Linked DNA regions of Homo sapiens: all the other regions are linked to region 1. The links are chromatin loops, found by intact Hi-C in ENCODE. Cell type or tissue: B cell. All regions are shown on one strand.

What was found. A loop is a pair of places that touch in the nucleus more often than their neighbours do. Peaks named below come from ENCODE experiments on the same cell type or tissue, not always from the same donor. Only the 100,000 strongest peaks of a DNase experiment are listed, where the experiment ranks them.
Region 2: it touches region 1 in a loop (28-fold over the local background); 10 of 110 quality-filtered maps call a loop at or near these places.
Region 3: a loop joins it to region 1, with 23 times the contacts of the local background. A loop is called at or near these places in 105 of 110 quality-filtered maps.
Region 4: it touches region 1 in a loop (16-fold over the local background); 6 of 110 quality-filtered maps call a loop at or near these places.
Region 5: a loop joins it to region 1, with 11 times the contacts of the local background. A loop is called at or near these places in 39 of 110 quality-filtered maps.

The regions. Positions count from the first base shown.
Region 1 is chr9:113,579,856-113,584,855 of GRCh38, forward strand. It overlaps RGS3 (regulator of G protein signaling 3), which reads left to right. Exons shown (of 23, transcript NM_001394167.1): 18 at 3,595-4,572. Among named protein-coding and RNA genes, the nearest start is that of RGS3, 120 kb to the left of the region's middle. RefSeq lists enhancers at 1,837-1,886, 2,047-2,216, 2,114-2,622. In B cell, CTCF peaks have their summits at 756 and 2,290; DNase peaks (open chromatin) are centred at 306, 956 and 2,216; H3K4me3 peaks cover 2,141 bases; H3K27ac peaks cover 3,299 bases.
Region 2 is chr9:113,306,408-113,311,407 of GRCh38, forward strand. No RefSeq gene overlaps it. Among named protein-coding and RNA genes, the nearest start is that of RNF183, 5.5 kb to the left of the region's middle. RefSeq lists an enhancer at 1,175-1,344 and a cis regulatory region at 1,260. In B cell, CTCF peaks have their summits at 3,000 (motif pointing right) and 3,199; a DNase peak (open chromatin) is centred at 2,994.
Region 3 is chr9:113,444,206-113,449,205 of GRCh38, forward strand. It overlaps a transcript of RGS3 not described here. Among named protein-coding and RNA genes, the nearest start is that of RGS3, 17 kb to the right of the region's middle. In B cell, CTCF peaks have their summits at 2,218 (motif pointing right) and 2,418; a DNase peak (open chromatin) is centred at 2,266.
Region 4 is chr9:113,337,525-113,342,524 of GRCh38, forward strand. It overlaps WDR31 (WD repeat domain 31), which reads right to left and starts at 2,751. Exons shown (of 11, transcript NM_001012361.4): 1 at 2,693-2,751. RefSeq lists a silencer at 2,521-2,760. In B cell, no CTCF peak of the experiment used is centred here; a DNase peak (open chromatin) is centred at 2,827; H3K4me3 peaks cover 1,327 bases; H3K27ac peaks cover 338 bases.
Region 5 is chr9:113,521,303-113,526,302 of GRCh38, forward strand. It overlaps RGS3 (regulator of G protein signaling 3), which reads left to right. Exons shown (of 23, transcript NM_001394167.1): 15 at 1,628-1,739. Among named protein-coding and RNA genes, the nearest start is that of RGS3, 60 kb to the left of the region's middle. RefSeq lists enhancers at 2,414-2,473, 3,105-3,915. In B cell, no CTCF peak of the experiment used is centred here; DNase peaks (open chromatin) are centred at 2,279 and 2,629; H3K4me3 peaks cover 927 bases; H3K27ac peaks cover 326 bases.

The DNA.
Region 1 (5,000 bases):
TCCCCAGAGCAGCTTTGACACAGCACAGCTCTGCCTGTGGCATTTCGTTGCTCACAGGGCAAATCCCATGCCCACCATGTGTTCTGCAACCTCCCCCTCATCTTTGCCTCCCCTCCTGCCCTAATTTTCTCCTACACTTGCCACCCTCCCACCCCTGGGTTTCTCGGGTTTCCTATAATTGCTCCGGAGCTCCCGTCAAACCACTTCCCACCCCAGCTCTCCCAAGAACAGGGGCCTTACCAAACCTGCACGCAGTCCCTGTTCATACAGACCTGCCTGGGAGCACAGAAAGAACCATGAGCTCTGGGCCCTGTTCGCCAGCATCTGCTGATGTGGGATGCACCCAGGTGCGGGGCCTCAGGCAGCACTCCAGGCTGTTCCTCCTCCTTCTACAGCCCTCTGAGGTCCCCAAACACTTGTGTGTAAGGCTCCAAGGAAACAGGGAGAGACCCTGGGCAGGAGATATGAGTTCTAATCCTGCATCAGCCTCTCATTCTTAGGTAATTCCTTTACCCTCTGGGACCCCAGGTTTCTTATCTCTAAAATAAGACCACTGATAGCTCCCATTGTATCAAAAGCTTTTCCAGGGCCAGGCACTGTGAGGAGACTCAAATAGTCCTGTGAGTCCAGTATGATATCACTGGGCTCAATTCCAGATGAGGAAACGGAGGCTCTGAGGTGTTGAGAGGCTTGGCCAGAGTTGCACAGCTAAAAAGTGGCCCCATTGGGATCAAAATCAGCCTGGCTCGGGTATCTGAGCACATAACCACTGGGCCCTCTGAGAACCCTTCCATCTTGGTTAGTTTCTCGGCTGATCTCTCTGGGTAGGTGCCCTCTGGGGGCAGTACCCCTGCCTGAGTGGCACTTCCCCTCCTGGCTTTGTTTGGTTTGGCCTCGATTTAGAACAGGGTTGGCAGAGGCAGGCTGACTTGCATTTCTGGTTTTGGGTTTGTTGCTGCACTTTCCCCAAGGGGTGGGCGGGCTCTGACTGACAGTCACCACTGGGACAGGCCTGGGCCCCACCCTCACCACCCAGGAAAGGGGAAATGCGGCCCGCTCCCCACTCAGTGCCACTCTGTGCCACTCCGTGCCAGGCCCTGAGGGCACCCGGTTGCTGCTTCCTTCCGTCTTTCCCCAAGGACTATCAGAGGCAGGTGGCTGGGCCAGGGGGTGGGTCGGGGGGAGGTCTGGCCATGTGGTAGGGTGATAGGACTGAGGGGCCCCAGGGAGCTGGCTGCAGGGCAGTTTGTTTCTCCTGATGGAGAATGCTCCCTGGTGGGTGGGGCGATGGGCTGGGGACTGGTTTGTTCATGGGGACAGAGATCAGAAGTGGGCTTGAGAAGAACAGGGCCAGAAGGCCTGGACTCTGGCCCCAGCCTAGCCCCTAATTTGTGCAGGGTGGCTTTGGGCAAGTCACTAAGTCACTGTCTAGACTGGGCCCTCAGCCTTCCTGTCTACCCAATGGAGGGTCTTTCTGTCCACCTGGGAACAGCCTGATAGGACTGAAGCACAGCCCTTAGTTTCCAGATGAGAATTCTGGACTGGAGGCCCTGACATTACAATTGCCAACACTGACTCTGGTGTTTGGCAAAATTTGGTGTATGTGGGAAACACGTGCCTCTGGTTGAGGTCCTTAACTTCAGAATTTCCCTCTAGATCAATGCTTTTTAAAGCACTAACTCCAACACCACCATCTTCTGTAGGAGCTTTCGAGCTTTCCAGCTTTTCCAGCATACGCTCCTGATCTGTTACTCAGGCATGCTGGTTATCCCATTTCATACGTGGACACCTTGAGGCCTAAAGGTTGGTGACTGGCTCTACCTGACACCTCTGTGTGATTCTAGGTTGCCCCTTGCTCCTCTCTGGGCCTCAGCCTTTCTGTCTATGCAGTGGGGATTTCGGATCGCTGTTGTTTCAGAGTCTGAGGCTATGAGGTCTGAGAGGGCCCTTGTGTGGAGTCACCTCTGAGCTGCAGGCAGGATTTCCAGGGCAAGAAGGCCACAGCATCAGCAGGCACCTGTCTTTGGCCTGTGAGCCATAGCCTAAGGCGTGCCCTTCCCGACCTTGGCCAGATCACGCTAGAGTCCTCCAAGGCCTCCCCTCCCTTGCCCAGCCACCTTCTCTGCTCTGCAGGGCTCCACTTTCACTTTCACACTCCCAGGCTGTGGCTCTTACCCGTGCCGAGCTTTCACATCCGCTCACATCTGTGCTCCCAGATGCCAGCGTGACCCCTGACACGTGTGTGCAGCAGCCTGCAGCTGCCCCAAGCCATGGCTGAACACTGACTCCCAGCTGTGGGGCTTCACCATTACAGACTCCCCAGGGCTTCAAAGACTTCTCAGCTTCGAGCATGGCTTTTGGCTGTCAGGGCAGCTGTACAATAGTGGGTAAGTCACCGGCCTTTGGGCTCAGTTTTCTCATCCATCAAATGGACATTAATGATTTCTACAATGAGAGCTCTTAACCCATGTTCTGGGGGTACTTACCCCTGAAGTTTTCTGCCAGTGTGCGCGTGTGCCCGCAGGTGCACACATTCCCAAGCATCTGTTCAGTTCCCGAGTATGGGTGAGGTCTTTCCCTTTCATTAGTTCTCAGCAGCTATGGCTTCTTGAAGACAGAACCTGGGCTCTAAATAAATAGTTCCAGCTCCGGCATTCCTGGTCCTTGACTGGGAGGGGCCCACCCCAGACTTGAGAACTGCCTCCCTGTGTGGTTGTGGCACCATGGACACTCCTGACTTTCTCGGGGCCCCAATCTTCTGGTGACATAGCTGCTATTCAGACTTTCATTAAGAGAAATGTTTTTCTCTTTGCACATGAAATCTACTGTCGAAACTCAGCAAAACCCCCTAGGATCCCGAGGGTTGTGTGTGAGGCAGGAGATGCTGTGTTTTTTGAGGAATCCCTGAGCTTCCTCCAAGCAGTTTAAAAATCCCTGGGTGGGTGATTCTTCAGGGAGGTTCCGTGTGTCTGCGACATCTGGTGAGTCCAGGTGTGGACAATATTTTAAAGTTCCGGTTTCATTCCAGTTTAATAGTTTCAAAAAGATACTTAAGCGTTCAGAGCACATTCTTGTTTGAATGACTCATTAGGATTTTTTAAACTTGAGTTCAGGTAGAAGACACCCTGGGCTGGGTTCAGTGACTGCCCTGGCTTGGTTCTGGTCCATAAGCAGAGACTGCCTGGTTCTCCTTTATCCCCAGAGGCAACTTTGACCCTGTTTCCTTTTCTGTAAAATGGGGACAGTGATGCTTCTTTTATAGGGTTGTCGGGAAGGCCACATAAGAGAGTGGGGTCAAGCTGGCCTGGCACCTGCCAAAGCAGGAGCTAGATAGATAGTGGTTATCTCTCCCTCTTCTCCTATAAATGACCAGCTGTGTTTTTGATGGAGCAGAAAGTTCAAGCAAGAAGACAGGGTGAGAATTGTTACCCAGCTAAGTCAAAGGGGCTTTGGGGGTTCCATCTGGCACCTCAGCTTTCAGACTGGGGGCCCGGGGTTCAGGCCACTGCCTGATTTCATGTCAGCTCATGCATGGTGTCTGGCATCTTGGAGCCTCCTCTTCTGAACTGTTCTTGTTTTCTTTTTGTTTCCCAGATGTTTGAGACGGAGGCAGATGAGAAGAGGGAGATGGCCTTGGAGGAAGGGAAGGGGCCTGGTGCCGAGGATTCCCCACCCAGCAAGGAGCCCTCTCCTGGCCAGGAGCTTCCTCCAGGACAAGACCTTCCACCCAACAAGGACTCCCCTTCTGGGCAGGAACCCGCTCCCAGCCAAGAACCACTGTCCAGCAAAGACTCAGCTACCTCTGAAGGATCCCCTCCAGGCCCAGATGCTCCGCCCAGCAAGGATGTGCCACCATGCCAGGAACCCCCTCCAGCCCAAGACCTCTCACCCTGCCAGGACCTACCTGCTGGTCAAGAACCCCTGCCTCACCAGGACCCTCTACTCACCAAAGACCTCCCTGCCATCCAGGAATCCCCCACCCGGGACCTTCCACCCTGTCAAGATCTGCCTCCTAGCCAGGTCTCCCTGCCAGCCAAGGCCCTTACTGAGGACACCATGAGCTCCGGGGACCTACTAGCAGCTACTGGGGACCCACCTGCGGCCCCCAGGCCAGCCTTCGTGATCCCTGAGGTCCGGCTGGATAGCACCTACAGCCAGAAGGCAGGGGCAGAGCAGGGCTGCTCGGGAGATGAGGAGGATGCAGAAGAGGCCGAGGAGGTGGAGGAGGGGGAGGAAGGGGAGGAGGACGAGGATGAGGACACCAGCGATGACAACTACGGAGAGCGCAGTGAGGCCAAGCGCAGCAGCATGATCGAGACGGGCCAGGGGGCTGAGGGTGGCCTCTCACTGCGTGTGCAGAACTCGCTGCGGCGCCGGACGCACAGCGAGGGCAGCCTGCTGCAGGAGCCCCGAGGGCCCTGCTTTGCCTCCGACACCACCTTGCACTGCTCAGACGGTGAGGGCGCCGCCTCCACCTGGGGCATGCCTTCGCCCAGCACCCTCAAGAAAGAGCTGGGCCGCAATGGTGGCTCCATGCACCACCTTTCCCTCTTCTTCACAGGACACAGGAAGGTGAGAAAGCTAAAGGGGGAGGGAGAAGGATACATGCAATGTGGGGAGGGCTGGCCCAGGGGCTGCAGGGAATGAGAAGTCACCATGTTCCACCCCCACTATCCTGGCAGCCTCCCAGCGAACTTTCCACCTGTTGGACAGAAGATAAAACTGAGGCCCAATGGGACCAAGAAGGCAGAGCATGGACTTAAACACATGACTTTAGGATTCCAGATGCTGTGTTCTTATAGCTCCACTGGTCCCCACAGAAAGCAGAGCAGGTGTAGCTTAGCCCAGGCCATTGTGTATTTGGATTTAAAAGATCTGAGATAGTAGCTGGAGAAATAGAGTTACAGCCTAGCCAGACTAGAAATCCATCAGCCAGTCACAATGACAACACACATTTATTCCGTGTCCACATTATCCTAAGCAGTTTACATTAACTCATT
Region 2 (5,000 bases), 270 kb before region 1:
CACATGCCTGTTGTCTCAGATACTCAGAAGGCTGAAGTGGGAGGATCACTTGAGCCCAGAAAGTCAAGGCTGCAGTGAGCCCAGATTGCACCACTGCACTCTAGCCTGGGCAACAGAGCAAAGACCCTGTGAAAGATAGAAAAGAAAAAAAGAAAGAAAAGAAGAAAAGAGAGGGAGAAGGAAGGAAGGAAAGAAGAAGGAAGGAAGGGAGGGAGGGAGGAAGAAAGGAAGGGAGGGAAGGAGGAAGGAAGGAAGGGAGGGAGGGAGGGAGGGGAAGGAAAAGAAAAGAAAAGGAAAGAAAGAGAGAATGTAGCATAAGCCAGATTTTGTAAAGCATAATTTATGTATAAAGACTGCAAGACCATGAGGCAAAATGTCACAATTTTATCTCTGGGTGATGGCCACTCATGTTTTCGCTTTCTTCTTGCTTACATTTTCCAAGTTCTCAAATATGTATTACTTTTGTAGTAAGAAAGTTCACTTAGAAAGTAAGTTAAGTCTGAGTTTTCTGCAACCAGGGTATCCAGAACTTAAAAAGATAAGCAGGTAGGGCAGGTAAGAAGTCAGTCATGACATTGTAAGCATTGAAATAAAAATAAAATAAGTCATAGCCAGGCATGGCCTGTAATCCCAGCACTTTGGGAGGCCGAGGCAGGCAGATCACTTGAGGTCAGGAGTTCGAGGCCAGCCTGGCCAACATGGTGAAACCCCGTCTCTACTAAAAATACAGAAATTAGCCAGGCATGGTGGTGGGTGCCTGTAATCCCAGCTACTCTGCAGGCTGAGGCAGGAGAATCACTTGAACCTAGGAGGCGGAGGTTGCAGTGGGCCGAGATCGCGCCATTGCACTCCAGCCTGGGCGACAAGAGCGAAACTCTGTCTCAGAAAAATAAAATAAAATTTAAAAAGTCATGGCTTTTTTCCAGGTCACTAATTGTCTAGTGAGTCTATGCATTATCATAATGTCTGTGGGTGGTCAGGCTAAGGAGTGCTTTGCCAACAGTGAAAAATTTTTCCAGGGAGATACCCGGGAGAGATAGTGAGGCATCTCAGGAACTTGAGAGTTAAACTAATTTATAAAGTTCATGCTTGTGGGGGCAAGATCAGCCATCTGGAAAAGCACCTCACCTAAGCAGTACCTTAGACCCGGGTGAGTGAAGAGTCATGAGACTCGGTGGAGCCCAGCCAATGTCTGGAGCAGAGGCGTGGGGTGGTTTTAACTCATCTGGGAAGGAAGAGGTGGCAGAGGGCAGAAGGATGGAGAAAAGGTGATGAGTGCAGCAGGTTTAGAATCCGGCATGGTCAGTGTTTAGCAGGCCCCAGTCAAGGGCAGAGGGCAACTCTCCCTAGGGGGCCACCATGTCATCATCACTCAGAGCCTTGCCTGAGGCTTGTCTAGCATTTAGGACAGTTCCGGCAGCATAGGCATCACTTAGAGATTGTTAGAAATGCAAAATCTGGCCGGGCATGGTGGCTAACACCTGTAATCCTGGCTCTTTGGGAAGCTGAGGCAGGCAGATCCCTTGGGGTCAGGAGTTCGAGACTAGCCTGGGCAACATGGTGAAACCCCATCTGTACTAAAAATACAAAAATCAGCTGGGTGTGGTAATGGACACCTGTAATCCCAGCTACTCGGGAGGCTGAAGCAGGAGAATCGCTTGAACCTGGGAGGTGGAGATTGCAGTGAGCCAAAATTGTGCCATTGCACTCCAGCCTGGGCAACAGAGCGAGACTACGTCTCAAAAAAAAAAAAAAAAAAAAAAAAAGAAAGAAAGAAAGAAAGAAAGAAAGAAAGAAAGAAAAACAGAAATGCAAAATCTCAGACCCACTCCAGACCTACGGAGGCAGAATTTGCATTTTTACGAGATCCCTGGGAGATTCAGAGACACATTCATTACAAGTGAAGAGTACTGATTTAGGAGACATACCTCCAGTATATACTCCTTGATGCCTTCTGATTATATTCAGCTTCAGATTCATAAAGGCTCCCAAGGACCTGACACCTTAGGCAGGGCAACGTGAATCCCAGCCTGGGGATGGGCACCCCCGGCCTCTGCTGTGTGCAGCATCTGAATTTGCTTTCCAAGTCACAATCCCTTATTCAAAACATTTGGTTCCAAGTGTGTTTCAGAATTCAGAATTTTTCATAATTTTAGGAAGGTAAGATGATGCATTTGCCAACTCTCCCAATTCTCCCAGTGGGATCTGGGGCAGTACCCTATATTCAAACATTGATATCTTGCAGCTTATTATGAATATTGACACCGAAAAGAATAAACATCACAAGATCAGGTAAGTTTTGGCACCAAATTTAATGGAAAACCTTAGTTTTCAGGCTGGGTGCGGTGGCTCACACCTGTAATCCCAGCACTTTGGGAGGCTGAGGCGGGTGGATAACAGGGTCGGGAGTGCGAAACCAGCCTGGCCAATATGATGAAACCCTGTCTCTACTAAAAATACAAAAATTAGCCAGGCGTGGTGGCACGTGCCTGTAATCCCAGCTACTCAGGGGTCTAAGGCAGGAGAATTGCTTGAATCTGGGAGGTGGAGGTTGCCGTGAGCCGAGATCGTGCTACTGCACTCCAGCCTGGGCAACAGGGCGAGGCTCTGTTGCAAAAAAAAAAAAAAAAAGACAGCAAATAAACTCACCTAAAACTTTAGACACAGAGATAATTGCCCACACATTTGGATTATAGCTTTTGTCTCTCTTTACATTTTAAATATATATTTTATATATTTTAAAATAATATATATACTTTATATAATTTCATATAAAATGTCACACTGTATGTAGTTTTCTAGCCTCTGTTTTTCACTTTTCATCTTTTTATATAATCAAAGAGTCTTCTACAGCCTTTTCTTCAAAATCAAGGTAGTTTTATTGTATTTTGGTTGTAAAAGTGATAATAGGAAAAAACAAACATATATTTGCTTATATGTGCATAAAGTCTCTAAAAGGATACACTAGTTGCTGGTCACACTGTTTACCTCTGGAGGGAGCCAGATGGAAGGCAGACAGGGACGAGAGAAGAATTTTTATTGTATAATCTTTTAGACTCTTGATTATTACTTTGTGAATGTATTCTCTATTTCAAAAATAAAATTAAAAAAACTGGTACATCCTCACTGCAAAAGAAATCAAGCAATATAGAAAGGAACAAAGAAGAAAATAAATTCATCTTTAAACTCAATACCCAGATACAACACTGTTAGTATTTTTGCCACATTTCTTCCAAGTCTTTATCTATGAATGTACAGACATGTGTATGGAGATATTTTTACCAAAATAGGATGATGCTGTACGATGGTTTTTGTTACCTGTGTTTTTCATGTAGGGTGAATCACAGACAGCTTCCATGCAGCCTCATTTTAAACATCTGCATTGTTATTGCATGAAGTTAGCCAGTTACCAAAAAATTAATCCAGGTGAACTGAGTCCAGCATCTGAATACGCAGTGCCAGGTAACACCAACCCCCTGATCCAAAGCTGGGATTTTCTTTTCTTTTCTTTTCTTTTTGTTTTTTTTTTGTTTGTTTGTTTTTTGAGACAGAGTCTTGCTCTGTGGCCCGGGCTGGAGTGCAGTGGTGCGATCTCAGCTCACTGCAACCTCTGCCTCCCAGGTTCAAGCAATTCTCCTGCCTCAGCCTCCTGAGTAGCTGGGATTACAAGCATGCACCACCATGCCTGGCTAATTTTTGTATTTTTAGTAGAGACGGGGCCTCACCATGTTGGCCAGGCTGGTCTCGAATTCCTGACCTCAAGTGATCCTCCCACCTTGGCCTCCCAAAGTGCTGGGATTACAGGCGTGAGCCACCGTGCCCGGCCCAAAGCTGGGATTTTCAATTTGCTGTCTGTAGGATCTTGAATAGGCAGGATGTTATGTTCCAGAACCTGGAGAGATAACATATGGGAACGGGCTGGATGTTCCTTCTGTCCATGGTGTTTAAACCCATGTCGCTTATTCCATAGGTACAAACACCTCTACCTGCCCCCTTCCCCTCAGCCTTTATGCCCACTACCACCAGGATGATGCCAGAGAGGGCCTTGGTGGCCAGAGCCAGTCTGCATGTCAAAGACCCGAGCTCCCATTTGGGCTCCACCACACACTGAGTGATCCTGGGAAAGTCACTTTTTCTTCTCTGTAGAACAGAGATAATAATCTCCATGATGCCTTTCTCAGAGTGTTGTTTTGTTAGAAGAATCAGATAAGGTTATGACTGTGAAAGTAGTATGTAAAATACAGGGCACTCTACACATAGAAGTTTTTATTGTTAAAGTCTGGCCTCTTCCCTGGAGCTGTCAGGGAGAAGGTAGATGCCAAAACCAGCTGGCCCAGCTTCCTTCCGTGATTGGCTCATGGAGCAAACATTCCCCTTGTGCACTTTTCAACATCTACACACTCATCTTTAAAATGGAGTGTTGTAAAGGTCAAGGGCACAAAGCGTTGACAAGGGCGTGGAACAACTGAAACTCTACTAATGCTTCTGCACAGCTGCTGGGAAGTAAATTGGTACAACCTCTTTGGAAAATTGACAGTATATACTAAAACTGATCATGTGAATTCCCCTATGTACGGCCCAGCAAGTCCTCTGCTATTTATGTAATAAACACAGGTATTGTGGATGTTCACCAGAAGACATGTTATTAAGATGTTCATAGCAGAACTATTTGTAAGGGTCCCAAACTAGAAACTACCCCCAAATGTCCATCAGTAATTAAATGGATAAATTACAATATTTTCATACAATGGAATAGGATACAGCAATGAGAGCGAATGGTATTCAACTACATGCAGCAATATGGAACAATCTTACAAACGTGTTGAGCAACAGAAGCCTGACCAAAATAAGAGTACATACTTGTTTCACTAATCTATACTTGTTTCGCTGCATAACAAGTATAGATCCCAAAACTTAATGTCTTAAAACAACAGATAGATTACTTCTCATGAGAAGATGGGATAGCTGTGCAATTTCTCTTCTGATTTCACCTTAGTTGA
Region 3 (5,000 bases), 140 kb before region 1:
TACACAGTTACTTTTTGAATCCTGGTGGATTTTGAGTGAGAAGATATGCACTATCTGAATGCTAGCTTTTGTGTCTATTTTCAAAGGGAGATAAAACACTTGCAGACTGAAACTTGTTTTACCTTTCACATAGCAATCCCTCAAATTTAGACAATCACAAACAGAACCCTGGGAAATATAATCTCCAAACCATGTTAGTTTTCAAGGTGCTTTACACTCACTATTTCAGTTGGTTCTCTGGCCAACTACATAGATAGATGTGGACTGTATCCAGTTGATAAATTAGGCTCAGAATACAGGGCTGATGAGAGCCCATTTGGGGCCTTTGAGTGAATTAGAAAAAGACACCCTTTAAAACACTTTACTATCATCTGTTGAAAATTAACTCAATGACTGTACAAATCTAAGATGGTTATAATATGAGCAGCATCCCTAGAGTTGGTCCACGACCTTCACAACAGACCTAGTGGCCCTGCTGGAGAGGCCAAAAGTCAAAGGTGAGCAAGTAAAGGGGCCTGGGCTTAGAACTTTGGCTCAGCCTGTCTTCATCCACTGTATCCTGACACCTCTCCTACTCCTTCTCTTTAATGTACAGCTGAGACTGGGATACCCTTAGACTGAAAGGAAGGACACGGCTATGTAGAAAAGAATTGACTGAAGGGGAGGAGTACTCGTGAACCCCTTGCTTCAGCCTCCCAATGTTCTGAGAGAGGAGGAGCCAGGTAACTGCTGCTAACTGCCATTTCCCCACCATCTGGGCCTAAGGAAGCAGAAGTAAGGCTTAATTAATAGCCAGTATTGCTTGGAGATTCACTTTACTTATTTAAACCAACAAAAAGACTTAAGATTTAGCCTGTTGGAATATGGTTCTAAGAGGCTTATATTTCCAAGAAACTAGTCCTTAGTTTCTTTTGTTCTTTGCTACTTTGTGATCCCTGCTAGAGACAGGCCACTTGCTTTGGGTTACCATAATTTTCTTTTTCTTTTTTTTTTTTGTTTTTTGTTTTTTGAGACAGAGTTTTGCTCTTGTTGCCTAGGCTGGAGTGCAATGGCGTGATCTCGGCTCACCGAAACCTCCGCCTCCCGGGTTCAAGCGATTCTCCTGCCTCAGCCTCCCATGTAGCTGGGAATTACAGGTGCCCACCACCATGCCTGGCTAATTTTTGTATTTTTAGTAGAGACGGGGTTTCTCCATGTTGGTCAGGCTTGTCTCGAACTCTGCCCTCAGGTGATCTGCCCACCTCGGCCTCCCAAAGTGCTGGGATTACAGGTGTGAGCCACTGTGCCTGGCCTGGGTTACCATAATTTTCTAAGCACACTTCCTAGTGACACCTGGCCCAGTTTGACACCTGTGTAGAAGCAATAATCAATGAAAGCATCTTCAGATATTCTAGGCCCATACTCAGAGCCAGCTGGACTTTGATTTGGTATTGGTCCCAACCTCTGGGGTGACATATGCTGTTCTTCATTGATTTTGTTTTTGTATGTTTTGAGACAGACTCTCCCCCTGTTGCCCAGGCTGGAGGGCGGTGGCGCAATCTCTGCTCATTGCAACCTCCGCCGCCTGGGTTCAAGCGATTCTTGTGCCTCAGCCTCCTGAGTAGCTGGGTTTACAGTCATGTGCCACCAAGCCCAGCTAATTTTTGTATTTTTAGTAGAGACAGGGTTTCTCCATGTTGGGCAGGTTGGACTCAAACTCCTGGCCTCAAGTAATCCGCCCACCTTGAGCTCCCAAAATGCCGGGATTACAGGCGTGACCCACCGTGCCCAGAATGTTTTTGAATTATAGAAAACCCCTTGGGTTTGGTGGGAGGGAGTGAGGGTTTCATCCATGACACAGTGACACTTAAAAAATCAGTTTATTCAAATGCACTAAAGGAATTGCTTGATAAATTAAGGACAGTAATACCTCTGGCCTTAGATAGAAATGATTAGAAGGTCCTTCTTAGATAGAAATGATTAGAAGTCCAGAGGAATCTGGGAAGGAATTTCTAAATTTTCTCTTTCCATTGACATAAGGTACCAGGGTATGAAATTCATTTGTCCTTGTATATATGCATTTATTTAACAGATATTGGGTATCTAATACATATTAGAGAATCATCCCTTAGATTATCTTGATAGAGAAAAGAAAAGTTCTGGAGAAATGGTGGAGAGTCATTCCCAGGAATATAGCTTTGTAAGAAAATTTTCCTGGATCAATTGGTAAAGTTTTCTGGAACCACTAGGTGGTGATATTACATTATGAAAATGACATGCTTTCCTTGACACCTTTCAAATAACTGCAGGCCTCTGGTAATTTCTGAGGCCAGTGTCCCCACAACCAAAGAAACGTCTTAATGAGTAAATGAAGAAAAACACATTCCATCATTTACATATATAAATTTACATATGTAAATTTAAATGCTCCAGGGGACTGGTAGTTCCTCGAGAGAAGGGTCTGTGCCTATTGTTTTCATGGTTACAACCTCAGGTGGCGTGTAGGAAGCCCTTGATCAATGCTTGATGAATGAATCCAACTCTGAACAATTTTGATGACCATTGAAAGGACCATTCCAAGAGTGTGGCAAAAAAGGTGGCACATGTCCAAAAGGCCTAGGATTTTGGGAATTAGGAGCTGTTGATGATCCTGACAGATTATCAGTTGGGCAGAGACTCAGGAAGGCAGTATTTGGAAGGGCAGAAATATCAAAAGTGATCTGAGGCACTTATAATTCTTTGTATCCCCTAAGCTTACCTTGGCCAGATTTCATCCTTTAAAAAATACAGGGAGGGGCCGGATGCGGTGGCTCACGCCTGTAATCCCAGCACTTTGGAAAGCCGAGGTGGGTGGATCACGAGGTCAGGAGATCGAGACCATCCTGGCTAACACAGTGAAACCCTGTCTCTACTAAAAATACAGAAAAATTAGCTGGGTGTGGTGGCACGTGCCTGTAGTCCCAGCTACTTGGGAGGCTGAGGCAGAAGAATTGATTGAACCCGGGAGGTAGAGGTTGCAGTGAGCCAAGATTGCACCACTGCACTCCAGCCTGGGCAACAGAGCAAGACTCTGTCTCAAAGAAAAAAAAAAAAAAAGAAAAATACAGGGAGGGTGTAAACCAATAAATTCTGATGTATGTATATGTATATATATATATATATATATATATATATATAGGCAAGGGTTGAAGATAAATAAGGTAGAAATGTCTACTTTATATTTTTGGCCTTAACTATGCCAGTGTAATTAGAATTCCCTATATTTAAAATGGTTCCTTTTACTTATTGAATATATATGTATAAAATTTTTTGGGGGTCTATATTACTTCTTGGGATGGCTTTGCCTTAGAAGGAATCTTCAAAAATCATTTTTAAAAAACTCTTCTCTGCCTCTCATTCATTGTTTTATTTGCTCATTCATTTATTTGCTATAAATTCATTCATTCCTCAAATATTTATTGAGCACCTATTATGTACAAAGCAGTGGTCAAGTTTGTGTGATCATCTTTGACCTTTTCTTTTTATGGTCCATCTGAATTCGGTTAATTAGCAAGTCATATTAGGTGCAGCATCCAAATCTATCCACTTCTCTCTGCTTTTTCTGCTATTACCCTAGTCCAGGTCTCTGTCTTCTTGCATCTGGATTATTGCATTACCCCTAGTCTTTTTTTTTTTTTTTTTTTGAGACAGGGTCCCGCTCTGTTGCCCAGGCTGCCAGGTTGGAGTGCAGTGGCACCATCACAGATCACTGCAGCCTCGACCTCCTGGGTTCAAGCTATTCCCCCATCTCAGCCTCATGAGTAGCTGGGATTACATGTGTGTGCCACCATGCCCAGCTATTTTTTATATTTTTTGTAGACATGGGGTTTTGTCATGTTGCCCAGGCTGATCTCAAACTCCTGGGCTCAAGCCATCCTCCTGCCTCAACCTTCCAAAGTACTGTGATTATAGGGATGAGCCACCATGCCAAGCCTAACCCCTGATCTTTACCCCGACCATCCATTCTTCCATCTTTCCACCATGTGAATATCATGATACATCTTTCCTTAAAACTCTCCTTTCCCCTTAGGATCAAGCCTAACCTCTTTCACTTGGTTTACAAGCCTCACAAGGCAGGGCTATGACCTGGCTTCTCTCCCCCCAGCCCCATTGCCACTCACTCTCACCTTGTTCTATGTGCTCTAGCCAAGACTTTTTTCTTTAGGTTCTTCTAATGAACCATGTCCTCTCTTACCTTCTGACTTTTTTTTTGGTACTTTTTCTTCGACTTCTTCTTCCCCCTTCTGCCTGGCTATTTTCTACTCATTCTTTAGGTCTCAGCTTACATATGACTTATTTGGGAATAAGCTTTTTCTGACCACTGTCAAGATGAAGTTCTCCTCTTTCACTTTTTCTCTCATAGCCACTATTGGGGTTCACAGCTTGTCTGTTGCCACCCTCTACTGCCAGACTGACTTCTGCGAGTGGCAGAGCTCTCTCTGTCTTCACTATATAAATATCCGGCACCTCACTGAGTGCCTGGCCCACTGTAAGTGCTTAATAATATATGTTGAATGAGTGAATAAATGAAAAAATATATATGATGTGTCTTCTTTCTTCAGTGTACTTATAATCCAGCAGTGTGAGGTAAGTGGTACAAAGAAAGAACTACAGTGATGAGAAGAAGGAGAGGTCACTTTGGATATTACCATTTAAGGCTGGGTTGGGTTTTGGCAAGTGAAGATGTTTGTGGAGGTGGCGTTTGAAGTGGAGGGAAGTGACATAGGTGGGAAAAGTTTGGGGAGCAGGCAAGGAGCATAGTGTTCCTATCTCAGAAGAGTAGGAGTGGGACTGAAGACAGCTTGTGACTAGATTGTGCAGGGCCTCGACTCTGATAGCCAATGGGAAGACATTGATGGCTTCTGAATCAGGGAGTGATAGCACTAAATCAATGCCTTAGAAAATGCTAATCTAATGGCAGAGTGAAACATGAATTGGAGAGAGAACAGCAAGACCAGTTAGGAGGCTATCATAGAAATCAA
Region 4 (5,000 bases), 240 kb before region 1:
GTGCAACCTGGGCTCACTGCAACCTCCACCTCCCAGGTTCAAGCAATTCTCCTGCCTCAGCCTCCTGAGTAGCTGCGATTACAGGTGTGTGCCTCCATGCCCAGCTAAGTTTTGTATTTTTAGTAGAGATGGGGTTTCACCATGTTGGCCAGGCTGGTCTCAAACTCCTGACTTCAAGTGATCTGTCCACCTAGGCTTCCCAAAGTGCTGGGATTACAGGCATGAGCCACCGTGCCCAGCCACATCGGAGCATTTTGGATTTCAGGTTTTCCATTAGGGATGCTCAACCCTTAAGTATATAATGCAAATATTCTAAAATCTGAAATTTGAAACACTTCTGGTCCCAAACATTTCAGATAAGGGATACTCAACCTGTATGGCCATTTTGCAGATGTGAAAAGTGAGGCACAGAGATATCAAATAGTTTGCTCAAGTTTATACTGCAAATAAGTGGCAGAGCTGAAACTTGAATCCAGGCAGTCCAACTCCAGAGGCCCTGTTCTTGACCAGCATATTATACTGCATCTCTACAAAAGCTGGTGCATATAAAGCTTTTGGTTCAATCTGGCAAGTTGTTAACAATAAATTATGGTTACTAGCATGATTGCAAGATTAACAGTGATCATACTGGAAGCAGCATTTTCACCCTTGTTAATACTGTTCATAATGCACAAATATTAATGCACAAATATACACAGAGAACACATACAAACGGATATATGAATCTAGAGGATATTAAAGCTGAAGCAAATTATGGCCTCTGATCAGAGTGATTGGACCCAATAAAGCTAAGAATTCATTATGTTACATAGCAAGGCAATTAAAAAGTCTCAAGAACAAAGTATATGAATTTGGGTTATATCTACGTTGTTGTAATTTATCATGAGTAGAATAAGAAATAAAAGTACTACTAAGTTATCTTCCACTATTTTTATTAGGAACATGTAATATACTTGAGAGGAGGTATAATTTCTGGTTCATTTTTGTATCTATGATTTGACCTTAGCCTAGGAGAATGAACGCAAGGCAAATAAATACCTGTTGAATGAGTGAATGGAATACTAAGATGAAGAGTCGGCTTGGTGGTACGCTATTTTTTTTTTTTTTTTCTGAGATGGAGTTTCTCTCTTGTTGCCCAGGCTGGAGTGCAATGGCACCATCTCAGCTCATCACAACCTCCACCTCCCAGGTTCAAGCGATTCTCCAGCCTCAGCTTCCTGAGTAGCTGGGATTACAGGCGCCTGCCACCACGCCCAGCTAATTTTGTGTTTTTAGTAGAGACAGGATTTCTCCATATTAGTCAGGCTGGTCTCGAACTCCCGATCTCAGTTGATCCGCCCACCTTGGCCTCCCAAAATGCTGGGATTACAGGTGTGAGCCACCGTGCCCGGCCCAGTGGTACACTTTTTAGGGACCCAACAACATAAGCGCCCTTTTAACCTGCCCAACAACATATCCCTTAGAGAGCAGTCACCCTGTTTCATCCCAGGCTCCAGACCCAGAAAGGCTGGAGAGGACATGGGAAAATCTACAGATTCAGTTATGGCTCTGGATGTCCCTGTTGGTTCCAGTTGGAACCAGGCCTCGGTCTGAATCCCATCACTTCTTTCTATTCCAATCTGCTTTCCAAAGGCCTTGGGATATCCAGTAGTCACTCTAAACCACCCTAAACAGAAAGCAGAGAATTCTCTTTTAACTCTCCAGTGCAATATTCCTTGATATACACCAGTACCTATCCGACTGTTCTATTCCATGAAGAAACTGGGACTCAGAGGGCTGTGACTTGCTGAAGGTCACAGGGGCAGAGCCGGGTGGACTGGACCTTATTTCCCTGGTCCCGTTAATGCAAATGCTGATATCTTATCTCCCTCCGTCTCCCCAAATCTCCCTCTGCACACTTCTGTCTTACACTCTGGGAGACCAAGGCATCTTTAGTCGCCAAAACAATGCTCAAAGAAAGAAAAGTATGAGTAGAAACACCTGGAAGCTGGTCTGGTTCGACCCTCTAATGGTACAGATAGGGGAAACCGAGGCCCAGGGAATAAGAGGGTCTTGCCTAGAGTCACACAGGGAGCCAGTTCTAGGCCACCACTCTCACGGTTGCCTCAAATTTTGGGGACGACTTGTGTGCAGTTTTTCCTTTCTGTCGCTTCAGATGGCAAATGCTCCTCTCCCTGCCCATTATATGAACAACTAAAGCTTAATTTGTTTTTGTTTTTGTTTTCAAGAGACGGAGTCTCGAGTCTCGCTCTGTCACCCAGGCTGGAGTGCAGTGGCGCGATCTCGGCTCACTGCAACCTCCGCCTCCCGGGTTCTAGCAGTTCTCCTGCTTCAGCTTCCCAAGTAGCTACAGGCGCACGGCACCACTCCCGGCTAATTTTTTGTATTTTAGTAGAGACAGGGTTTCACTGTGTTGCCCAGGATGGTCTCGAACTCCTGAGCTCAGGCAATCCACCCGCCTCGGCCTCCCACAGTGCTAGGATTCCAGGCGTGAGCCACCGCGCCCGGCCTAAAGCTTATTTTTTATGTGTATGTGGAAAGCGGGGAGAAGAGTCCCCGAAGATGGGAACCTAGCGCCACCCAGCCCAAGGTTGGCCCTCATAACCGCTCTCCGCTTCGACCAAAGGGCGAGGGTTGCCCGCTCCTAGTCTGCCGCTATGCCCCTTTCTCCCACCTCAGGCTCAGTACCCACCGGTGGGCTGCGGGGCTGGAGCTGGGGCCGGCGGGAACGCGGAGCCTGGGGGTGGGAACAGCCTCCGAGCCCTCCCGCGCCTCCGCCCCTAGCAGCAGGCGCACGTTGCTAGGGCGGGAGTGCTGGAGAAAAGCCTCCGGGCACCCTCGCAGGCCGCCGAACCGCAGTTCCGTTCGCCTAAAGCTGGGACGGGAACTGAGCGCCCGGCGCTACTCTCTTCGTGATCAGGTCCAGAGGAGAGGACGCTTGTGCCCAGGACTCCGCTGCCAGAAGAATCTAGACAATCCAAGCAAAACGGGTACCTTTGTAATAGCTATGGAGAAAGCACTTAATAAAGGTCATCTTTTAAATTATTGGTCGCTCAGACATACGTGTTGCCGTATTTCTTTGGAGTTTCCCTGATTTCGACTAGAAATTCCTCCTTTGGACACTCCCCCAGCTCCCCACTCCTCTATTCCTTTCGTTTTTTTTTTTTCATTGAACCATTACAGCCTAGTACCATAGCAAGAAGAGACCCCTCAGTACCTTCTTGAGATCCAAATGGGAAGACAGTTGTAGAAACACAGTTTTTACAGCTGCGGTCGCATTGCTACCAGACTAGAGTCTATTCATCTCCGTATTCCTGGTGCACAGTATGGGGCTTGGTATATAGTAGGGGCTTGTTGAATGTTTGTTGAATGAATCAATGGCAGGGATCCTAGCCAACATTTATTTATTTTTAAGACGGAGTCTTGCTCTGTCGTCCAGGCTGAAGTGCAGTCGCGCGATCTCGGCTCACTGCAACCTCTGCCTCCCAGGTTCAAGCGATTCTCCTGCCTCAGCCTCCCAAGTAGCTGGGACTACAAGTGCGCGCCTCCATGCCCGGCTAATTCTTGTATTTTTAGTAGAGATGGGGTTTCATCATGTTGGCCAGGCTGGTCTCGAACTCCTGATCTCAGGTGATCCACCTGCCACAGCCTCCAAAAGTGCTGGGATTACAGGCATGAGCCTCCGCGCCCGGCCCCAACATTTATTTTGAACCCTAGTAGGTGCCTCTGCAGTGTTGATCTGGCAAAACAGCCTTCAATGAAGATTTGTGGAGTTTCTGAAAATTGGGTGCCTTTGAGGGGGTGGGAATGGTGAGAGAAGTTTGCCTCCACATACTGGCTATTGGGTCTGTTTTCCAGTCCAGGGAAGGGATCCCCTCCATGGCATCCCTGATGAAGTATCTGTAGCCCTAGTTGATGCTCACTCTGTAATGATGGGCTGATTACTTTCTAAGCTAGTGACCTATTGTTGGGAGATTTCCTTCTGGCAGGAGAAAGTATCTACCCGTATGCCACTTGAAACTCTGATCTTCGCTCAGAACCAATGGCTCTCCTTACAGACTTAATCCCTTTCCCCCACAACAGCCTGGCAAGCTACAACCAGGATAGACTCACTGCTTTGTCCTGGGACACTGGGCTAGGCTCAGTGCAGCTACAGAGGTGAGTTACTAGATCTCTGCACCCAAGATGTTCCTGCTCTGGGGATGTTTTTCCCTCTGAGAGAGAGGCTTTAGGCTTCAGGCACGAAAGACTCCCAAACTGGTACCTGTAGCCAGGCCTCTCCCTGAGTCGGACCTGTATATCCACCTGCCACCCGCCCATCTGCAACTGGCAGTTTAAAAGACACCTCATTCTTGACATGACTCATACTGGAAACATCATCTTCCCCTCAAACCTGTTCCCCCTCTTTTCCCTGTAAGTGCTGGGCACTACCATTCACCAATCACCCAAGCCAAGGATCTAGGAGTCATTTGTAACTTTACCCTTGCTTCCTCGTTCAAGAACAATCCCCGAGACTTCTCAATTCTGCCTCCCAAACATTATAAAAATAAAAACCTTCTCTCTACCTACCAGCTGGATTCAGGCCAACATCAGGGTGTGATAGATTAAAAACGACCACAACTTCTTTGTAGCTCTTCCCATCAAGGCTGGCTTTGTAACTTGTTTTGACCAATAGAATGCAGCAGGAGTGACATCGTGGGACTTCTGAGTTTAAGCTTCAAAAGGCCTTGCAGTTTCTGCTCCCATCCTCTTGGCACACTGCCAGCATGGGAAGAGGACCAGGCTAGTCTGTTTCAGAGACATGGCCCATCCAATAGCTAGCACCAAATGCCAGCCATGTGAGTGACTGTTGCCCATGCTGGAGTGCAGTGGTGCGATCTCGGCTCACTGCAACCTCCGCCTCCTTGGTTCAAGCGATTCTCCTGCCTCAGCCTCCTAAGTAGCTGGGATTACAGGTGCGTGCCCCCACATCCCGGCTGATTCTCGTATTTTTAGTAGAG
Region 5 (5,000 bases), 59 kb before region 1:
ACACTCAAGAAGCCAAGCCATATTTTGATATATATTCTATATTTTTAAATTACAAAAGTAACAGTGATTGCAAATATAATACACATTAAATCAAAATGTATCAATTAAAATCCCACTCCCTGGAGTGAGGAGTGTGGCATCTTAACTATTTTAAAAATGTATAACTATAGAGAAATGTGTTGTTTTGTTTTACAAAATTGGATTCTATGCTAGATATTTTTGCACATTGTACTATTTTGATTTACGATAGACAGATTTCTATTTCTGCCCACATAGCTCTACTTTATTTTTTAATAGTTGCATAAAATTCTGCCGTATGAAGTTAGCACAATTCATTTTATTCATCTTCTCTTGATGAATGTTTGTTATTTTCTTAAATTACAAAAATGCTGCTGAGAACATCCTCATATGTTCATATTTATACCTCCTTGTAAGTATTTCTGTAGGATAGAGTCTCAGAAGTGAGGCTGTGGGGTCATCTTTAACAGGTTGATAGCTGAATGTCAACCTGTTGGCTTTTTAAATGTCACCAACAGTCCAACACACACTCACGGTACCCTTCAGTGCATGCCAAGCCCTTCTGGCTGGTTCTTCTTCAGAAGAGACAAGGTGTCAGGTGTTTGATATCTCAAAGGGAAGTTCACATACTTAATAACACTTTGTTTTCTTTGGAGAATCTAAAATTGGATTTTATTGCTTTTGACTAAAGGCCACTGCAGGATTTGCAAAACAAAGAACAGTGTAATCTTTAGTGGCATTAAAGGATCAAGTGGATTTTCTTAGCATAAAAATATGCTGAGCGTGCCTGTTGGTTTACCTATAATGTCTAAGAATAGCCTCTGCCTTTATTTTTGGAGCAGCTAATGCATGAAAAAGATAAAAGTGATGTCCATGTCTGTACTAGAGTGTGAGTAACTGGCTGTTTCTTAAACTGATTTCTCATTAATGCAATTAAACTTATCCACAAGGAATTTGATAATATTAGCTCACATTGTGTGGCGCTTTACTAGGTCTGCAAAAAGCTCTTGGAAGGATCCTGTAAGAATGCCAAGCAGGGACTCTTCTCCCTGTTTGGGCTGTTGAGAAAACTGAAGGGGTTAAGGGGTTTAAGCCAATATTTTTGTGGCTAGTTGGTGGCAGAGCTGGGATAGGAGCCTCCTGACTTCTGACTTTCAAGTCCAGTGCTCTTTCAGCCAGACACTTAGAGCAGAATAAAAGCAAATATGGAAAATCTTACAGCTTAAGGATTGCTCCAAGCCCCAGGTGCTGGGCTGGAGGCTCCAGGAGCATTTGGTCAGAGATGTAGGCTTCGGGGATCAGGCTGTGGAGAGGCTTGCAGAGACCAGCTGCCATGGAGGGTGAGGGCCACTTTTCCCCTTCTGTTTGCTTTTTTCCTACTTTGAGGAGTGGAAGTATAGGAAGCTGGAGGGTGATGGGGCCATCTTGACTGCAGGTCAGGACTGCCCTTGGCTGAGGCTGTACTGAGCACTGCTCCTGGTTTTGTGTGAGATGATGAGGATGCATTATCTGGGGAGGCTGTGGCTCCCCACCTTCTCGGGGAGGTTGTGGCTCTCAGCCTCCAGAGGACAGCAAAGTAGCCAGTTCTGTTTGCTCTCTGTCAACCCAGGTGACACTGTTTGCCTATTCGGACCTGCTGCTCTTCACCAAGGAGGACGAGCCTGGCCGCTGCGACGTCCTGAGGAACCCCCTCTACCTCCAGAGTGTGAAGCTGCAGGAAGGTAAGCAGATGCCGTAGGTGCCCAGAGCCCCTCTCAACTTGCCCCAGTCCCACTGCTCTGGGCAGCCCTCTGGGATCTGGCTGCCAGTCATCCGTAGGGCACTGGAGTGTGTGCTGCTGGGCTCTGTCCATGGGCTAGTAGGTCTCAGACACTGGCATTCTTTCTAGGCTGGTAAGCCTTCTGATATACCTGAGGTTTTCAGGGAAGTTTCTATTCTAGAGACTTTCCAGAGAGGCTGTGGAGTCGGGTAGGAAGAGCTTTGGATTCAGACAGACCTGTGCTCAAATCTTGGCCCTGTCCCTCCATACTGGGATGACTGTGGGCACTGTACTCAGCCTCTCTGAGACTGTTTCCTCCCGTGTAAATAGGGATAAAAATAGTAACCGAGAAGGTTGCTGTGAAGATTAAGCTAGGTCATAAATGCAAAGTGCCTGGCCCATAACAGGTGCCCAATAAATACTTGTTGCCACCCACTCACCCCACAGATCTGTGGACAGAGACCGCAACTCGGCTCTACTCAGCTGCATGGCCCTGCGGAGCCCAAGCCGCTGGGGCTCAGGCACATGTGGGAGCGTGGAGGGAATTTCTAACCCAAACTTTCCACCACGCCCTCCACTCGTGGGAGGGGAAGCCAGCTGGGAGTATCTGTCAGTGGTTTGGTTTGGCGCCTGAGGTCTCTGCTGAGAGGGGCTCGGTTTCCTCTCCCAGATCATGAAAACAACAGACCCGTTTGAGGATGGGTGACAGGGGCAGAGAGGAAAATATTACCCAGTGAAAGAATTCTGTTTTGGTGGGGTTTGCTCGGGAAAGCTTCCTGGCTGTTTGCAAACTGTCCTGCCTGCTTAGTGCCTGAGTGTTCCTCCTCCTCGGAAACCCATTCAGTATGAGAACCGCCACTCTCACTTCCCCACAGGAAGCCACTGACAACTTCTCCATCTCGGGCTCTGGCCTTTCCCCTGTCCATGGAAGGGAAAAGCAAGTCACCTCACTGGGTCAGCTCCTCCCTCCAGGCGGGCTCAGCCTGACCACAGGGCGGTGGGAAGAAGCCGCCTGAGCAACTCCAGTTCCGGCACTGGCATTCCCAGAGTTCCCCATGCCTGCTGGAGGGCATTAGGTTGGAGTTCCAGTGGCCTCTGTTCCTGGGCTTTCCTGCCATCCTCTCCATACCCCCAGCCCCTCCCTGGCTCCCTCACACCCAGCTTCCCATATGCCCATTCTCCAGCCTGCAGTGTGCATATTCACACATGCACTCACACCGAGTCCCTTCTTCTCTGCTTCCCCCTCCCTGCCCCCAGCCCAGACAGTCTAGGACCCCATCACATTTGAGGGAGGAGCACTGGATGGGCCAGGGCTCAGTAATATGCCCTGGTTGGTACATGAATGGAACCCTCTCTCTGTTGTGCACATTACAAGGCTGAAGCTATAACCCAGGACCCTGGTTTGCTCAGCTTCCTGCGAGAAGGAGGGAGGGAAGAGAAGCAAGGCTCACACTGGCTACAATTTGGGTGGAGGTGGAGGTTGCGGGGAGAAGGTAGTAGAGGAGCTGAGGGCAGTGGCTGGGAGTCTGGGATCTGGGCGTGGTACTGCTGTGCTGTGCTGTGTGGCTTCAGCTGGCCCTTTCCCTTTGCCTTCAGTTTCTCTGACTGGGAACTAAGGGTGGGGCCAGCGCTTTGTGTCCCTCCCAGCTCTGATGCCCTCACACAGAACCCCAGAGCTTGCTGTGAGCAGCTGCTGGACCATGCCTATATTATCCTGCCTCTACCCCTCTGGGGGCCTGGTTGGGGAATTGGTTGGGATCTCCCCTTCTGGAGGCCCCAGGCCCCAGACTTGAAGCTAGGGGTGGGGTGTGCTCCATCCTCCACTGGGTTGTGATGGTCAAGGTGGGTGGTGTGGGGCCTTGGGGTGTCACAGAGACTCTCCAGGTGCTGAGCTGCTTTTGAGCTGCAGCCTTGTGTAAGCTTGGCACTGTGGCTTCCTCTCCCTGCAGATGGAGGGCGAGCTGCACAAGGGCTGAGGATGGCCAAGGCAGTACTTCTCAGGAGAGACCACCATGGACGGAAGAGCCCCTTGGGTTGGTGTGGGAGAGGGGCCTGTGTGTGTGTGTGTGCATGTGTCTGCCTGCCCTGGATTTTTTTGGATAGATGGTTTGGGGCCAAACTCCAGGGAGCCTGAGAGCTGCTGAGAGGGATGGAAATGGCTCCATTTCTAGGTGCACAATCCAACGCTTAGATTTCTTTCCAGGCACCGATAGAGCCCTTGCCTTCCCCCAGCTGCCCCCACTCCCCTGAGACAGGCTTGTGGGCCCAGAGGCTCATGGAAGTTTAGTGACCCCTTCTCCTGCAGTCTAAATTGGAGCCGCAGGACCCAGTGTTCTGAGTCCTGGCGTCCAATTTCCTGCCTGCTTCCCCTGTGCCCCAAGAGACCTGCTGCAGCAGCAAGGGCCTGAGGCTTTTAAGGGATGCATTTGGGACCTCAGCTGGAGCCTCTGTTGGCAGAATGGTCTCTGATTAATATTGCTCATGACTCCTAGGTTTCTTATTTGTCTCTTTCAAACCACCATGTATGCAGAATTCAATTTGGGGCAAAGAAGATGGCAAACAAGGAATGCACCCAACCTTTCTGGCTGGTTGGGGCTGGCAGGGGCTGCTCCCTGGCAGGGGAGAATCAGCCCCATGCTAGGGACCAAGGTATCCCTGTGTAACTTGTCTGAAGAGTCCTTAGCTCCATTGGCCAAGCATACTCCCAGGGCCTAGCCTGGGGCATGGAACACTGTGGGTGCCTAATCAATGTTTGTTGTGTGAATGAATGACTAAAAGGAGAGCAGAAGTGTTGCCTCAGTTCGGGAGCTGGGGGTGCACCTCTCCCCCAGGGCTCCTGGGTGGTAGTCACTTAAATCTTGTCTGGCCCCGTCCTGCCCAGCCTCCCCTAGGCTTCAGCAGGGCTGAATGGCAGTGTAATGGGAACAGGCGGAGAGCTGGCGCTAACAATTGGAACATCTCCGGTCAGCCGGGGCCCATTGTGGTCTCTTCCTGCCTCTGCTGCCCGCTAGCTTTGCTACTCTTTGTGTTGCTGCCTCCCAGGTGGCCAGCGTCATGCCCATAGTGTGTCTTTCTGGCCTGCTCTGGTGTCTCAGAAGTGGCCTGGAAATGTTTTGCTGATTATTAGGCTCTCCAGTCACCTTAGAGCCAGGTAGGCAGTTGCAGAAAGTCAGTTGCTTTGGTCTCAGCTGCTGGAATGTTTGGAGTTAACTCTTGGTTAGTC